Linked DNA regions of Mus musculus: region 2 is linked to region 1. Evidence: chromatin loops called from intact Hi-C (ENCODE). Cell type or tissue: left cerebral cortex. All regions are shown on one strand. Links, peaks and the distances in the headings refer to the core of each region. The heading gives the core; the rest is flanking DNA. Region 1 overlaps Gm4675 (predicted gene 4675). Region 2 has its middle 2.8 kb from the start of Gm32093.

What was found. A loop is a pair of places that touch in the nucleus more often than their neighbours do. Peaks named below come from ENCODE experiments on the same cell type or tissue, not always from the same donor. Only the 100,000 strongest peaks of a DNase experiment are listed, where the experiment ranks them.
Region 2: a loop joins it to region 1, with 2.0 times the contacts of the local background. A loop is called at or near these places in 2 of 42 quality-filtered maps.

What each region holds. Positions count from the first base shown.
Region 1 is chr14:118,238,315-118,241,125 of GRCm38, reverse strand. All of the region lies in intron 1 of Gm4675 (predicted gene 4675), which reads right to left. Among named protein-coding and RNA genes, the nearest start is that of Sox21, 2.7 kb to the right of the region's middle. In left cerebral cortex, for the core only: a CTCF peak has its summit at 1,577; no DNase peak of the experiment used is centred there.
Region 2 is chr14:118,318,512-118,321,322 of GRCm38, reverse strand. No RefSeq gene overlaps it. Among named protein-coding and RNA genes, the nearest start is that of Gm32093, 2.8 kb to the left of the region's middle. In left cerebral cortex, for the core only: a CTCF peak has its summit at 1,041; DNase peaks (open chromatin) are centred at 1,036 and 2,555.

The DNA of each region.
Region 1 (2,811 bases), core at 93-2,592:
TTGGTTCATATTGTTGTTCCTCCTATGGGGCTGCAAACCCCTTCTGCTCCTTGGGTACTTTCTCTAGCTCCTTCATTGGAGACCCTGTGCTCTGCCCAGTGGATGGCTGTAAGCATCCACTTCTGTGTTTGTCAGGCACTGGCAGAGCCTCTCAGGAGAGAGCTACATCGGGCTGTGAAGATGGACCCTCAGAGGACCGGCCCTAAGTCAGTCACAGGAATGCAGGAGGGTCTGCACACTGAGTCACCCAGCAGTGACTGCGCAGCTGATGTCCTTCTGTTGCCTGCCATAGGACGACTACTGAGGAATCACCTACTCTAAGGCGCCTTTCCAATCCATAAACTGGGGTGTGACTCTTACTCTATAGTACTTCTCAAAAAGCGCAGAGAGGGCTAAGAACTAAGTCCTAGCAGCTGGGAAATAAGAAAACTACTCTCTGAATGAACCCCAAGGCATCCACAGACAGGTCCCCAGTCAGAAGGAAGGGCATCCAGGAGGAATCCTCTCAGATTTGTTCTTCTCCTAATAAACAGACCGCGCTGCTGATGTAACTGATGAGTGGCCCCGCCCTGCCAACGTCACGAGTCACATGACAGGATTGTGGTTCTGGATTTGCCTCAGCCTAGCAACCAACCCTCAACCCTCCCCATCTACCCCCTTAAAAGCACTTATCTACAGAGATTAAAGCTTTCTGCTATTTTTGCAGGGTTCTTGAAGCTTAAAATTGGGATTTTGTGCAACTGCCTCTCTTAAATTTAGAAAGGTTTTCCTGGCGGGGGTAGGGCTGAGGGCCTTGGGTGGGGCCGAAGAGTCAGAAAGAGACAATTTTGGTGTTTCTAGTGTAGTCATTAGGGAAAGCTCTTCTAGCCAGTGCCAACCTCCTTGTACAACCTCATCAGTACAACCTTAGCTTTGTAAGCACAGCAGAAACGATGAAAATCGGGGACTGAAATCTCAAAATGATACGAAAGCCTATATTTGTACCCTCTGATGTAACTCACTTTTCTTGCCTGTTTAATCCATTTGGAACCTGTATCGCCCTGCCCCCCCCCCCCCCCCCGTAGGATAAAAGACTGGGAAAGCAGAGCTGTCACTAAAGCCTAAATAAGGTTGGCTGCTGTCATCATTCCCTTCTTAGCAGGTCAAACAAGCTGCATTGCATTTCGAGCGAAAGATGACTCTTTCCTAGCACCTGCTGAAGAGCTGGACCCCAAGGTTCTCTTAAGGATAGTTTTAGACGCCCCGATTCCACGTGGATCCCACCATGAGGCTTGGCCTCTAAGTGTTGAAAGTATCCTGAAGGTTGGGTTCCTGAAACCTGTAGATTAAAATATCATACAGAGTGAGGATGGAGCAAAAGGAAAGGAGAGGAGGAGATGGAGGAGGAAGAAGCAGGAGGAGGAAGTGGGGAGGAGAACGTTGAAAAGATGGGGGGGGGGAGGGGGAGGCGTCTAGGTTCACACTGGGACCTGGACCTCCCTATGCCTTTGAGAAGAAGAAAGTGGATCTGCCTGGTTTGATGCTGCCAGGTACTTTTCGACTCCTGCCAGCATCATTGCTGCCTCCTAGTGAAGCTTTCGGGACTGGGAAAGGAGAGCAATTATGAAGGAGGCTATGAGGCGGGGGAGGGCAGTATCAGGACACCCACAGACTTTCCATGCAAGTCTGCTCTGTTTCCCACTGGATACTTCTGTGGCTCGGGCACTACCGTGTCCCTAAAGAAAGCAGAGTCTCCTGGTGAAACTAACCAGGTGGTCTGCTCTCTGCGTGCTTCCTAAGAGTCGACAGGACCCATCGCACTGACAAGTCTCTATCATTTCCTTGTCTTTTACCTATTCCTCATATGGGCCATTCCCTTTCCTATAACCTACATATTCATCATTCAGAAGGGACTGCACCCTAGTTGTTTAAGCATGTGCCATTCTACCGATCTGAACATAACAGGGGAGCAAATGAAAACTGAATTTACATTTGCACACACACACACACACACACACACACACACACACACACACACACACACACACAAAGGTTTGGGGCTTTCCCTTATTAAAAGCTCTGCTGGGCTCATGCCAGAGGGGTCTGGAGGTTGATGGGTAACAGGGAAACTATTTTCTTTTATCTCACAATTATTGAGGATGCTCTTTTCTTCAGATGTGAAGGTCTCAGGACAAGAATACTGACCCCCCACCCCCCCAAAAATCCAGAAGTGATAAACCAAAGCATCGCCCATTTTGAACTGTGCTAAGTTTTGTTTCATGAACACAGGTCGCACACACAATTATTTTCTTTTTATGATGTCTCTGCTTTCTACTGAGTTTTCTAACTTGGCTCACTTGCTAAAAGGGCAATGTTACATAGTTTATACTGGGGTTATTCACAAAAGTTTTATGTATTTGATTTTTGACAACTTATAGCATACATAAGCATAGATTTCAGTCATATATACAAACATTTCTATGCAATCATAATTTATTGCATGTTTATAAGATAAATTTGAAGCGCATAAATTATTTAAATTACCAACATAAATTGATTTCTTCAGCCTTCAATCTTTTTATGTCAAGATAATTTTCATTACTAGACTCAACTTTATTCAGAATTAGTGAATAACAGTTTTCATATATTGTGTTCCCATATATATGTTCTTTGTGTGACAGTGGGTAATATTTTGTCTCAAAACTATTATGCAAGTTGGTAGGTTGAAAGCTCAGAGACAGTAATTTTGTAGTTTATCATCATGAAACAGTGTATTTAATATCCTAGTCTATGTAATTACACTTGCCAGAGTCTTAGCATCGCACCACCCAG
Region 2 (2,811 bases), core at 86-2,585, 80 kb before region 1:
GACTCAACTGCTTTAATCTCCTAAAATTAGTCTCTGGTGTGCTGTTTGGCTCTGTAGCTCCTCTTTCTTCCTCTTTCTGAGATGGATCCCACTGTAATCTGTTTGAGAATAGCATTTATGGCTCCTATAGGTGGCACACGCACAGAGAGTCACTCAAAGTTGGCTTTGACCAGAAAATTTCACTCAAGGGTTGCTGCCTAAGGCCTAGGACTCCTGCAGGCTTCAGCAGGTGATCAGGGATGGTAACAGCCATCCTTGGGGACTCTGCCTGACTCCCTCTCATCTGGAGCTGTAGGGGTTACTGTACCCCACATCTCTGAACCAACATGGTAAAGCTCATTGTCCAAGTCACAAAGTAAACATGAAAGAAAACAACCTGGAGAGATCTTGAGATGAATTTGAAAATTGGTTCATTCTTCAATAATTCTAAGTGCAATAATAACCACTATAATGATGCTAACGACACAAGGCAGCCGTACGTACCTTTCATCTAAGCTCAAAGCACTAGACAGTAATGGCCTGGGATAGGATCCCATCCTAGGTAGCTTTATGGGAGAATCCACACAATTACAACGCCATAATGATACTATGATAACATTAATAATACCTTGTGTTTACACAATGTCTATCTCTGGGAAACCTGGGCACCTGAGAGATGCTGATCTAATTAAACACCGAGTCTCAGGCACACAGGTCTATGGCAGGCATTTTCCATTTAAAAGCTCTTTAGGGAATGGTGGGAACCCTGGCATCACCCACCTCCCTTCCTACAAGGTATTTGTGAATATAAAGGACAAAGATTGCCCAGATCCAAATCTCACAACTACAAGGAAGAACAATGTTAATAGCACAACATAATAATACTGCTTCCATCTCTGCTCATCTGATATACTTGTCTTTCAAATGATGGGTTTAACTCATATCCTGTCCCTTTTCCTTGAGAGATTTTCACACAGCTCCGCCAGTGAAAAGAAGACGGTGACGTTGCTGGAAGAGAGACAGTCTTCAGTGTGGTTCCTTCAGCGGCTGCTAGGACACAATCTCAGCTTTTCTGTGGCTGGCTCCATTTCACAGGGATATTTTAGAAAAGCTTTAGTTATGTGAAGTGGATTTTAAAAATACCTTTGGCTTTGAGAGGCAGGGAAGTGGGACTGGGTTAGGTTCAGCATGGGATGATCTCAGAGCAAATAAAAGAACTAAATGGAAAGAAACTCCCTTAAAATAAAATTTCTGAAAAAAAAATTTCTGCTATAGATTAATTCAACGTGAGCAGCGTTACACAGGACCTCCTTCCACGCACTACGAGATGCTCAAGGAAATACTTTAATTTTACCACAATCTCAAATATTCAGTGACAGCCATAACATTTATCATGGTCTGTGATCATGTTTCTAACTTGTTCTCTTATTTTCACCCTACTAGGAGATAAAGCCACTTCACATAACTAAAGGTTTTCACCCTTGAGGGCAAGGGTCATGTCTGTCTTTATTCATTAATATATTATATACATACATACATACACACACATATATACATGTATATATGTATATACACATATATACACATATATATTACATGTATACATATGTGTATACATATGTGTATACACATATATATTACATGTATACATATATTACATATATTCGAGTTAACTCGTGGTATATGGTTAATTAATAAACACTAAATAAATACTTCATATTGAATAAATGTAGAAGCTGAAACATAGTAACGTGGTTGGAGACTAGAGTTTTCCATTAGAAGTCAAGACTGTGCCATTTTCTAGGTTTACACCCCAAAGAAATGTCTTAATCTCTTGGAGTCTCCTGCCTCACTCACATCTTTCATATGTTCCTGGGTATTAACCGGAAGCCATGCAGGTAAATTCGTTAGCCTAAATCCTTGATAACCAAAGTTACGCAACAGTTTGAACCCATCTTTAAGGTTAGTGGATACCTATGCCGTGCACAGCCTTGCCCTTCCTCCACAACCACACTTACCACTAGAAATCTCCCTGTAACCCAGAGATGGCATCCCTTCTGGGGTTGTGACCAACTGCGCTGGGCTAAGGACAGACGCAAAGAAAGACTACGCCAGGTAGCTGGCATTGTGTGCAAGGTTTTCGTTTTGGACATCCTCGCCATCTTTGGGGACCCTCGAGGCCTCCTCTAACCTATCTTAGCTCTGTCCACATTAAGGCTCAGCTATGAAAGCAGACACAGAGCTTCCAATACTCCTACTTCACGCATCACACGCCTCCATATTTACCCCCTGCTCCAGTATGGCTATCTTAGAATCTTTCTTTAAGATCATTTGAAGGATGAAACAAGGAATGGTAGGTCGTAGAGCCTGGAAAACCACTATGTGCCCTGGCTGTGGGGAATAGAGGTGGGACTCTCTGTGCCCCACACCTGTGTCTCACCTCCTCCTAACCAAAGCTTCTGGCGAACCACGAACCACGTGAACTGTGGCGCACTGAAGGCGATTCTAGGAGACTCAAGCAGCATGCAGAGGAGGCGGGATCTCTGCTTTGTCAGGATTGGTGCATCCTGGGCAGTTTTCCAAAGCGCGTAGAGCAGTTTAACAAATCTTCTCCCAGCTGAGGCTGTGAGCTGGTTGGAACCGGTAAGGAGATTGGTTTGCAAAAGAATGTGAGCTGCTGCCAGGGAAGGACTGGGGTTGGGGGCTGGCTGGGAGGCTCTTGGTCTCCTCTGTTATTCCTCCTGGTTCAGAATAAGCGCAGGCCTCTTGCTCTGCTGCTAAAGCTGCCTGACACGTGGCATGTTACATTCTCTAGGGCTTAGTTTCCTCACC